Regions from separate parts of the Homo sapiens genome. Here all the other regions are linked to region 2. Evidence: chromatin contacts called from ENCODE Hi-C or POLR2A ChIA-PET data. All regions are on one chromosome and are shown on one strand. Each heading gives the region's core, a stretch centred on a gene start or an enhancer-like site at or near the end of the contact. The rest is flanking DNA. Distances are from core to core; before and after follow the strand shown.

Region 1 (3,934 bases), core at 656-3,155, 2.0 Mb before region 2:
CTAGATTAATCTCTTCCACTTCTAAGATAATAACAATAACAACAGCAATAATATTTATTGACTTTCATACATATGGTTCACAAACTATATATTAACAAGCACATGGTTTACATGGCCAGTATGAAAATAAGATGAACCCATGTCAAACAGATTAAAATTCAGCTTTTTCTCTTTTTTTTGAGACAAAGTCTCACTCTGTTGCCCAAGCTGGAGTGCAGTTGCGCGATCTTGGCTCACTGCAACCTCCACCTCCCAGGTTCCACCTCCAGCCTCCTGAGGTAGCTGGGAATACAGGCACGTGCCACCATGCCCGGCTGATTTTTTTATACTTTTAGTAGAGACGGGTTTTCACTATGTTAGCCAGGCTAGTCTTGGCCAGGCTGGATCATCTCATGATCTGCCCACCTCAGCCTCCCAAAGTGCTGGGATTACAGGTGTGAGCCACCGCACCCGGCCTAAATTAAAATGGCAATGTATTATTTACCAAGCACTTTAGGCTGAAAAAAAAACAAAAAACCAAAAACTCCCAAAGTCAACAGGTGAAGCATCAATAAAAGATCATCACTTGAAAACTTTCTTCCCTTGGCAAGATTTAGGGACAAATTCAAGACAACATTTAGCCTTTTTCACTAAATAGCACTTCACTAAACACACCTTAACTGTAGTTAATTCAGAACCACTATATATCTTAACCTCTAAACTTCAAATGAGTCAGCTGGTAGGTAGCCTTACGTGACAGGAAGGCCACCATTATATTAATCATCTCCACTAAAACTGTGTTCATGTTTTTGTTATTTCTACAGTATCAGTGCATGTCTTGCTGCTTTTCTCAAACACATTAAGTCAGAAGCACTAAAAAAACACTTGTGACCAGTGGAACAAAATCACTTTCACACTATAACTCTATTTTATGCTCATTTTTAAACCCTTTCCCCTGCCTTTCCATAATATTTTATCAACTTATATTACCATTTATTTTCTCGAGAATTTTTCCTTCAGTCACTAGGTTTATAGACTCAAAAGTTTACATTCTTTTTCTTTTGACAGACACAGAGCTACATCCCCAGGAAAATTAAGTTGCAAGATGTAACATACGGTAGCAGATTTCTACTTTACTTAAAACGAGAAATGTAATCAATTTACCAACAATTACTCAATTAGTATGATATTGAAAGTAAGTTAACAGCCATAGTAGCACACTTTGTTTTTAAGATATTCAAGGTCCAAAAGCAGTGTATCTGCAGGACTTTTGTTTACTTTTTGGAGGGAGCTGAAAACCTAACACTAACAGAAAAAGGGTTAAGGCTTACAGGAAGGACAAGAGATAAAACAAACGTATTCAATGGGAAAGTTAATTCTACTCTCTCTCCCTTGTTTTCCCGGTCTGCTTTGAAAAACTTCAAAGCAGACCGGTTAACAACTATGGATAGAGCACAGACAAACAGGCCATAAACAAGGATTCTCTCTATATAGATGGAAGAGGTTCCCATGATGTGAATTCGGCCAAACAGAAAAGAATGGAGAAAGGAGGCGACATCCAGACCTGACCCTGCCAGAGAGCCCTGAGAGCAGGCGAAGAGAATGAAGGAGGCCGGGCTCCTCCCTCGCGGCCCAGGCCTCCTGTGGCAACTCAGCTGGGCAACGTGACTCAGGAAAGCACGGGGCTGGCGGCGGCCTAGCACGGCTGCCTCCCCAGACCTCCCAGGCCTGCCTTCTGGGTCTTACCTGAAGACGGGCGGGAGCCGGATGCCGCGATATGGACCCTTGTCTTGCCTCTGTGGTGACGCGAAGACAGAGGCAACAGCAGCAGCGGCGCACACCCGACGCGGCTCTGTCTGCAAACCGGCGATGAATCAGCCCGATTCCATTCAAAAGAGTTGCCCGGGCCTCCGCCGCGAAGCACTTCCGGGTTCACTAGTTTGCTTCGGCTTCCGTTCCCCGACGGCCAATTGGAGACGACGGAGAGTCAAGCGGATGTCCAGGAGGAGCTCTTGGGACAGACGGCGCGGGCGGCCCGGCGTCTCCTGTCTCTGGCAGGACTGTGAGGCGGCACTTAGCGCCCTGGTCGCTCGCGCCCCGCCGACGCCTCCTTTTTCTCTCCCTACCTCTGCGCTCTGCGGCCGCCGCTGAGATCTGGGACGGCGGCACATCCAGCCCGGGAGACGACTGGCTAGGAAATAGAACTGTTAGTATTTTGAAGCCCAGATCCCCTTTCGTTTTGGTGTTCACTACTATTATTGCCCTCCTCAAAAACTAAAAGGTTCATTTGAGCTAGATTTAACTTGGTTATCTGAGAAGAAAATTTTTTTAAAAGAGGGGGGATGGTGTGATTAGAGGGGACCGGTAAGACGCCCTTTTCTGTAAGTCCGCTTTATCCACCTCTTGTCATTATTGCTTTGCAAGGATTGGATTTCAGGGAAAACTAAGGTTTCCCAAATGTTCAAACCACCTATTTTAAGCCGAGTTTAGTTTACAGGGTTTAAAGAGTCATTTATTCACATTTCTCCATGTAATTATCGGCAATCACATTTTACTCATGATCTACTTTGTGCTAGGCTTTCAAAAAGCAAAGTTGCAGAAGATATACTTGACAAGTTGATATTACACTCTAGGTCTAGGTACAGTCTCTGTTTAAGGCAGCTTGTTTGCCACGTTCCTGTCACTTTCTCAAATATGTTCCAAATAACAAGCATCTTTAAAGCATTCCTAAATCGAGAATGGTGATGAATCTACTGGACAGAGGGTGAGGAAAGATTACAGCGCCTGGATCCAAACTGTGATTTGAGTAGCACAATTGCTTTAAGATATTAATACCTTTAAAAACACAAAGATTATTTTACTCATAGGTAATATTTGGATCCACATCTTTATGCTTCCCCCCCAAACCTATGCCTCTCTATTCATTTTTTATGGGAGGAGGGGGTGAGTAGCCCCGTCCTCCAAATAATTTTCCTAATCAGAAACTTAAGAGTATGAACACTTGCCTCTTTTTCATCTCTCCCCACTGTAGAAACCATGAAATGTGTAATCTCCATAACAGCTTTTCCAATCCACCACTTCCCCTTCTAAATACTCCCCACTTTGGCCTTAACTCAGACCTTCCTCACTTCTTTTTTATTTTATTTTATTTTATATGTATTTATTTATTAATGCATTTTTGAGTTAGGGTCTTGCTTTGTCACGCAGGCTGGAGTGCAGTGGCGCCATCTGGGCTCACTGCAACATCCCGTCCCCGGGCTCAGGCAACCCTCCCACTTCAGCCTCCTAGGTAGCTAGGGCTACAGGCGCTTGCCACCATGCCCAGTTAATTTTTATTTATGTTTTTATTTATTTTATTTTTTTAGTAGAGACAGGATTTCACCATGTTCCCCAGGCTACTTTTTTAGAATGCTCTTTGATCTTTCCGCCTTCGGTCTGATTCCTTTTAATCCATTCTCCACCTCACTGGTAAAAATTTTTGTGCTATATGTAGTCATGCTCCTTCTTTATTTAAAATTCCACTAGTGGCTCCCCATAACATTCATTATAAAGGTCAAAAAAAAAAAAAACCCTTAAACTTTGTTTGGAGCACCTTTTGCTCCAGCCATACTAAAGTATTTAGCTGGGGAATAAGATGTCCATAGGGCTTTGAAAAACGCTAACATATTCCTGAGACTGTAGAAGGTGCTTAGGGTGTGCATATGTCTAGGGTTATGTGAACACTCAAGATAGGCCTGAGAAGGCCCTGAGCTCTAACCTCTGGGTGACCTTGAGGCACTACAGAAGCAAGAAGTGAAGGCTAAGGCAGAATTATTTGGTTGGTTGGTGCAAAAAATTGCGGTTTTGTCATTTCAACGAAATTACTTTGGTACCAACCTAATGTAAAGTGCTTGGCTGATTGTTGAAGGCTTGTCCCAACGTAAGTACTAAACCCCTCAGGAAAGACTGGGAGATT
Region 2 (3,811 bases), core at 818-3,317:
CTGCCACTGCATTCCAGCCTGGGCGACAGAGCAAGACTCCATCTCACAAACAAACAAAAAAACCCACACACAAATTAGTGTAGATAAAAAAGGTATCCCTCAAGTTTGACAAGAAAGTGGAGAGACAAACACAACTACATATTGCTGAGAGTGTAAACTGTACAACCTCTCTGAAGAGCAGTATGGTAATACTTATTAAAACTGTCTACACCTTTATGCCCAGTGATTCCATTTCCTTTTTTTTCTTTTGTGAGACAAAGTCTCACTCTATCCCCCAGACTGGAAGTGGAATGGGGAGATCTCTGCCCACTGCAACCTCAGCCTCCTGGGTTCAAGAGATTCTCCTGTCTCAGCCTCCTGAGTAGCTGGGATTACAGGTGCGTGCCACCATGCCTGGCTAATTTTTTTCTATTTTTAGTAGAGATGGGGTTTCACCACGTTGGCCAGGCTGGTCTTGAACTCCTGACCTCAGGTGATCCACCCAGCTTGGCCTCCCAAAGTGCTGGGATTACAGGCGTGAGCCACCGCACCTGGCCTCCATTTCAATTTTTATCCTAAGTACATATTCATAAATATGGAAAAAGATTTATGTACATAACGTGGTAATATATTGAGGCTAAAAGAAAAAGATTTAGGTACAAAGATATTTAATCCAGCATTATCTACACTAAGATCAAAATTGTTGAAACCATCCAGCAACAGGGAAAATGTTAAATAATTTATGGTATGTTTATATGTAGACCATTATGTAGAAAAAAAAGCTAATGAAATTTTAGACATGGGAACAGCTCATGACACAAGTTTGTTTAAAAAGGCAGTTTCCAGGACTTTTTGTAAAATTAGTTTTTCTGAAAGACTGAGAGAAAATGTTATCTCTGAGTGGGTGATCTCTGAGGGGTGTAATTATTGACTATTTATTTTCCTGTTATATATTCTGTGTTTCCTACAGAGAGCTCTATTATTTATACAATCAAAAACTTGTTTTTAGAAAAATACTGTTTTGGCAATACTTTGGAATGGAATTTGGTGTTCAAAGTCTCAATCATGATGCACTCCGCTAATTTTAAAAAATTAACAAGAACTTCACAAAATCCTAATTTTTAATCTTCCCTTTCCCCTTAATCTTTTTCATTGCAAATAGTTTCCCACGGTCTCAATTTCATCTTTAAATGTGAGCATTTTAGGTCATTACTCTTCAAATGTAACTTCGGTCTCCACAGGCTGATATATTTTTAATGTTTCCTCATGGATTAAAAATAAAAGCTCTCTGTATCTTTGATTTTCATCTGAACATAGTCCCACACTATGTTGTGCATTTAGTTAACAAGTGGTAATTTGCTCAGGAACTTTTTTTTTTCTGGATAATTTTTATCTCAAAAAGCACTGGCAGGGCCACTTTGTAGTCAATGACACGTGGAAACCAGTCTACCGTGAGCCAGTGGGACGCACTGGGAAAGGCTGAAGAAAAGGCGCCCGGGGTTCCAGTGAGCTCAGGATACCCACCCAACGGCAGGGCTGGGGCCCGGGGCAGGCAGCCTGCCCGGGAGAGACCCCTAGGGGAACCCGAATGAGGAGGCGAGGGCAGAAGACGCCAAGTCACGGACCGCCCAGGGTGGCCGAAATAGAGAAGGCCAATCTGGGAGACCGGCCTCGGAGTACACAGTGCAGGGTGGAGAACTGGAGAAAGAGGTAAAAACTTTCAGCAGGGATGGCCGAACATTCCATGCAACGCCCCTTTAAAACGACGTTTCAGGCGATCACTAGGCCTTGCGACCGCAGCTTTAGCAAAAACAGAAAGATTTGCGACGGAAGTCCCTTTCCAAGCCTGAAATCGCCTTGACCCTAGGAGCCAGAAGCTGGGGAGGAACTCGCAGTCCGGGCGGAAGAGCGCGCATGCGCCGCCTCAGGGGCCGGTCCCGGGGGCGGGGCCTGTTCCCTCCGCCCTGGGTCTCCACAGGCTTTCGCGGGGCGGGGCCTACTCCCTCCGCTCTGGGTCACAGCGGGCGTTCGGGGGGCGGGGCCTGTTCCCTCCGCTCTGGGTCCCCGCGGGCGTTCGGGGGCGGGGCCTGTTCCCTCTGCTCTGGGTCTCCGCCGGCGCCCGCCCCGCCAGCCTCACCTGCGCGGCACGTGACCCGCACCGCCCGTGGGCACCTTGAAGGCGGATCCCGCGCGCCCCCGCTCCTGCAGGTGAGAGCGGCCGCGCCCACGGGCCGGCTCAGCGGCGGTGGCGGCAGGTGGGGAAGCGCGGCTGGGCCTGCTCGCGCGGGGCGTCTGAGCCCTCCATTTCCCGGTTCTAACCGCGCAGCAGGGCCCAACCGGGACCTTGAGTGCGGCGAGGCGTGGTTCGTGCACCCTTGGCCCGGGGCTAGGGCGGGCGTGTCGGCGTCGGGTGGAAGGAAGCCCCTTGCGGGTGAGCTCCCTGCCTCCCAGGCCTCCCTCTTGCCTGGGGTCGCTCAGTCCACAGAGGCCCGGCCGCTCATAGAGGGGGGCACATTCCTGGTCTTTCGTGCATGGGGGGTGTAAGTGGCGGACTTTATTTTGGGAGCGCTGGACACCTTTCGGGTTTGCTTTGAATGAGATGGGATTCATGTGTTTACGCTGGCCAACTGACCTGGTGTGCCCGGGAATTTACTGTTCGCGTGACAGCCGAGGCCCGAGGGAACGCCCACACCGCCCCCCCTACCCCAAGGCAGGTCCTGGGTAGGCCTGAGAGCTTTTTCAAAACAAACTGTTCAGCTGACGGTGGCCTCGGTACTTCCCACTGAATGCCCTGGAACTTGCAAAGGGAGCTGAGTGCGGCAGAGGGCTGGGAGCCGGAGTTTGTTTGGAAAATCACCTGTGCGCACTTGCACAGCTGGGATTTGCGAGCTCTCCAGAAAGCACCACCTGGTCTTGATTGTTTTCAAGACAGCAGTACAGGGATAGTCTACCAGAAATTTTCGTGTTTGGTTTTTAGGCTTTATTGGAGTTTATGTTCGAAGAAAAGAAGCTGAACTTATCCTAAAAGGATAAGATGAAGATAGGGAAAGGCATGCTCCTTATGCCTTAATATTTGTTTGATTGATTGATGGGGTCCTGCTCTGTTGCCCAGGCTAGAGTGCAGTGGTGCAATCACAGCTCACCGCCGGCGTCACCTCCGGGGCTCAAGTGATGCTCCCGCCTCAGCTTCTCGAGTAGCTGGGACTACAGGTGCTCGCCACCACACCCAGCTAATTATTTTTATTTTTAGAGAGATGGGGTCTTGCCTTGTTGCCCAGACTGGTCTTAAACTCTTGGGCTCAAGTGTTCCACCCATCTCGGCCTCCCAAAATGCTGGGACTACAGGTGTGCACCATCGCGCCCAGACTTTTTTTTTCTTTGGTAGAGGTGTTTCCGTAAATAAGACTAGGACAAAGGATTATCAATTTTACAAGTCAAGGTTATACCTGCCCCTTTCAGAGCTGATTCTGCCTCACTTGACACCAGTTTTCCACCGTCAGTTATGTTTCTGTGTGTGTATATATATTTAGTCTTGGTAGATTTTCTAATTTCATATTACATATGGATTATTTAAAGGCTGGAACTCAGTTGGGCTCGAACAAAATAAATATTCAACTTATATTTATTTAAGTACATTAGGTGCCTGACAGTTTTACATGGTGTGGATACAGAAATGAGCAAGATGGCAAAGTACCTACTCCTTTGGGATTTACATCCTAGTCGGAGGAGACAATTTAACAAATATCCGATGCTGGTGGTAATTGCTGAGAATATAGAGTGATGTGCTAGCCTAGGGAGTGGCTACTTTAAATAGGGAAACCGTCTCTGAGGA
Region 3 (3,791 bases), core at 1,063-3,562, 2.7 Mb before region 2:
AGGGACATAATGTCTCTGTTGTTACCAGCGAGAAAAAAAAAGTGGGGAGAGGAAGGCAGGACCCAGATATTAGTATCAGACACAGCTTTGATCCACTATATTCACAGTTTCATGAAAACCACACATAAAAGCACAAAGAAAGGAAAAGATACATATTTTAAAATTCCAGATGTGTTATCTGATTTCTTTTCAAGTAAAATAATTGTAACAAATGAAGTCAATTCATTCGTGACACTAATTTGTTTTAGGCTTCGGCTCCAATGCTAAAAAAGCATCCTTTTGAGTGATATTTTTATCTTCTTTGACTTCCTAGTAAGTAACGATTTGATCTCCATTAGAAAAGGTTTTAAAAAATGGTAAATTTAATACATATTTCTGTTCAGTTATTTTCCTTTTCCTCTCTTTTAGGGTCTTTTTTTTTTTTCTATTTTAAAAAATAATCTTGTTTAATCTTGGGGTTAGGGAACTTGATATATATACCTAATATTAAGGCAAGCTCTTAATCTACCAAATTTAATATAATTGAGAGGAGCAAGGCATTTCACATGTGAAAAAATATTTGCTAGCTCAAGAAATGCATGAATGCATTTTCCTGTTTAAAGTTAGAATGTTATAGTGTTTTGTTTAAAACGAAAGTTCTTTTGACTGACCTCCCTAAGTAGAAGGAAAACATTAGCAAAGGCATGTAAGCAGAACTTGTCCTATCCTGTGCAGGGACAGTAAGCAGATGAGTGGAGAGATGGGCTGGGGAGGGAATAAGTTATTGGAGAGTATCCATGTCCAGGAGTTGTGTAGATGGTGCAAAGATGACATATTTAAATGAATTGAGATGAGCTATAAGGAGCTCCTCTTGATTAACAAGCAGAAATGAGAGTGCTTTACAGAGCTTTACAGAGATTGTGCACACAGCTCTGTGTAGGGTAGATGGTAGCCTGTGAAGATTGCAGATACAAGGGAGTTAAACTTGTTAGTATATAGAATGCCCAATGACATGCCCGTTTTCCAATGCAACCTGTTTCTTCCTCTGAAGTTTTAAATGTTAGCATTCATTCATACTGCAGTCCATTCCACAATGATTTACAGTCATTGTGAGCAAGACTGTGCCGGGTGCTATGGGAAATGCAAAGCATATGATGCAGAAGTCAAAGTCCTTAAAGAAGGAAATAAACTTGCAGTCCAGGAGTATTGTGTTAAGCTGAGATGGAAAGATATCCAAAGCTGCATTTATTGTTGTCATCATCATTTTTTTTATACCACAACTCCCCCTTCTTAACTATTAGAGAAATTATTTCTTTGATTTCCAAGATTACATTAATACTTCTAAAATCTTGGCCTATGAAGTCTGTGTTTGATAACTATCTTCAAAGACAAAACTGACAAGTATCTTTGAAGGAAATATACAACCATGGTAGTTGTGTTGCTAAGTTTTAGAGGACTCATTCTGGACACCCCATAGGCTGGCACAGTTTAAGGCTCATGATTGGGAAGGATGCATACTTCTCCACGGAGAAGAGAAATGTAAGCATTCCTCATTTGATTCCAGAAAACCATGAAAGCTAACAATTTGGTATTTTTCATAGGTATGCAGGCCCATGTAGTCAAAAAGCAGACACTGTCTTCAGACTGAACTGGGCCACTTACCTTGCAAGCACAGAAAACATTATAGTAGCTAGCTTTGATGGCAGAGGAAGTGGTTACCAAGGAGATAAGATCATGCATGCAATCAACAGAAGACTGGGAACATTTGAAGTTGAAGATCAAATTGAAGCAGCCAGGTGAGTGACTAGGAGATGAAGTCAAAGGTCATCTGATTTTTTTTCCCCTTTAAAATTTACATTTTAAAGCTGTAAAGTGTAAATAATTTAAAGTGTTCTGGGATGAATTTGTAATCTTTTATCCTTACGGTAGGTTTTAGTGAAGATGTTATGTTTAAATAACAATATATTACATTATAGATTGATATGAAGTTCAAAAAAAAAGCATTTCCTAAATTCCTCTCTGTATGAGACTCTAGAAAGGGAGTTGGCATATGTCCTACCACATTCTAAGAACAGAAAATCAAAATTCATCAGACTCGGGGACAAACTGAGGAATAAATGTACCCTAGTAAACATCTGACTAAACAAGCCAAGCCCATTCCTTCACAGTCAAGGATACTGTGTACATTTCCTTCAGTGTACATTTACGTCATAGGCAGTGACAACTCTGAAGTCCTAGGAGTAGCTCCTACAGTCTGGATGAGGGTGACTCTGCTATTTTGGGAAAATTGTGGAGCACAACCATCATCGGTACTATGTATAAGGGCTCTGTTACGTATGAACCACATCTCATTCTTGTGCTCTTCACTTATGGGACTATAACTAGATGTGATCTGGCTCAAGAGATGTTAACAATCAATGATGGTTACTCATAAGATGCATGTTGCATGAGAAGTGCTTTACCTGCAGGCATTGTCGCTGAAGCCCCGAGAGGTGGGTGTTCTTACCCCATATTTTAATTAAATAAATAGAGACTATTAGGTTAGGTAGCTTGCCAAAGTGAATCAGGATTTGAATCCAGTCTCATTCTGACTCTTATATTTAATTACATTCAACTGGTATGTGGGAAATGTAACTTTGAGTTTCTGTAACCAACAGCATGGATGTCTGGGGAAGCATAATAGGGAGGGTGGTTGAAAATAATGTTATGAAATCATAGACTAGGAAATGCAGAAGGATCCATGAATGATGAAATAGATGGAGAGAGGAGAAGATGACAATTGATTAAGGATTCCTGAGGAAAGAAATTCTCTTTTACTAAAGTTAATGATTAGCTATTTTCCTTAACAATTAAAAAATAGAGATTTAGAATAAACAGGGGATACATTTGTTTGAGAGTGAGGCTTTGATATTTTAAAAATAAACTTGTATCTATCCAGATCGCTCCTCTATGAGAGAGGGCATAGTTTCCAGGGTCTCTCAAATCTGACCAACAAAAGTCCTAAAATTACAAAATTAAGGATCTACTATATACAACCCCAGTTAAATAAGTATTGAGAAATAGTGCGTTTATACAGTGGCACACACTATTGCAGCAACTAAAAAGAGCTAAGCATAACAACATGGATGAATTGCATATACTGTTGAATGAAAGAAGCTGGACACAAAAGTGTACATCCTGCAAGATGCAATTTATGTAAAGATAAAAACAAGGCAAAAGTTCAGTGAAATTTTTATGGAATTCAATAAAAGAAAAACATTTCCTTTTGTCCCTTTGCAAAGAGGGAAATGCCTTAGAGGCTTCTGATAATATGCACAGGCCATGATTTCAAGGATACATTCACTTTGTAAAGGTTGATCAAATTATACATGAATGATCTGTTGCACATTGCTGTATGTCTGCCTCCTTCAATTTTACAAAGTTTACGTGGAAAAGATGAGTTGAAAACTATTTTAATTTTTTTCTAGCACTGCTTAACTTAGGGCAACCTAGGACATATTACATGAAAACACAAAGACTGTCAAAATCAAGATAGGTTAATGCAAAGGTCTGCAACCACCCACAATGCTAAAAATTTGAGTTCCATTTGTCAGGTATTTTTAAGTAAAAAAAAATTTCTTTTGATGTCAGGCTAATATTAAGAAATAGGTGCATACAATATTTTTCTTATTTCTTTACCTGGATTCCATCTCTGAACACAGTTTTGTGGCAAAGAAGACTTCTTAATCCATCAAGGAAAAATTTATTTCTATTGAGTGCACGGTACTGAGCTAACTAATCAACACCCAGCATAAGAAGGGATTTATTTAGAG

What was found. A loop is a pair of places that touch in the nucleus more often than their neighbours do. ChIA-PET counts read pairs that join two places held with the same protein, here RNA polymerase II (POLR2A). Pooled maps may share reads with other maps.
Region 1: a loop to region 2 is called in a map of CD8-positive, alpha-beta T cell, with 6 times the contacts of the local background. The contact joins the promoter of PSMD14 here to the promoter of WDSUB1 in region 2. A Hi-C loop is called at or near these places in 3 of 168 maps with a recorded cell type or tissue (CD4-positive, alpha-beta T cell, CD8-positive, alpha-beta T cell and naive thymus-derived CD4-positive, alpha-beta T cell), 1 of 37 single-sample maps with no recorded cell type and 12 of 50 pooled maps. POLR2A ChIA-PET finds 5 or more read pairs at or near these places in 1 of 52 experiments (OCI-LY7).
Region 3: a map of transverse colon shows a loop between it and region 2 (27-fold over the local background). The contact joins the enhancer-like site here to the promoter of WDSUB1 in region 2. A Hi-C loop is called at or near these places in 2 of 168 maps with a recorded cell type or tissue (naive thymus-derived CD4-positive, alpha-beta T cell and transverse colon) and 4 of 50 pooled maps. POLR2A ChIA-PET finds 5 or more read pairs at or near these places in 1 of 52 experiments (OCI-LY7).

What each region holds. Positions count from the first base shown.
Region 1 is chr2:161,306,396-161,310,329 of GRCh38, reverse strand. It overlaps PSMD14 (proteasome 26S subunit, non-ATPase 14), which reads right to left and starts at 1,905. Exons shown (of 12, transcript NM_005805.6): 1 at 1,726-1,905. RefSeq lists an enhancer at 1,578-2,037.
Region 2 is chr2:159,284,959-159,288,769 of GRCh38, reverse strand. It overlaps WDSUB1 (WD repeat, sterile alpha motif and U-box domain containing 1), which reads left to right and starts at 2,067. Exons shown (of 11, transcript NM_001128212.3): 1 at 2,067-2,187. RefSeq lists silencers at 1,938-2,107, 1,794-2,233.
Region 3 is chr2:162,009,777-162,013,567 of GRCh38, reverse strand. It overlaps DPP4 (dipeptidyl peptidase 4), which reads left to right. Exons shown (of 26, transcript NM_001935.4): 20 at 1,581-1,775. Among named protein-coding and RNA genes, the nearest start is that of DPP4, 63 kb to the left of the region's middle. Within about 2 kb of position 2,312, at least 4 of the 41 ENCODE cell types and tissues checked have a DNase peak (open chromatin) inside an H3K27ac peak, as active enhancers do; they include transverse colon, where a contact is called at or near this core.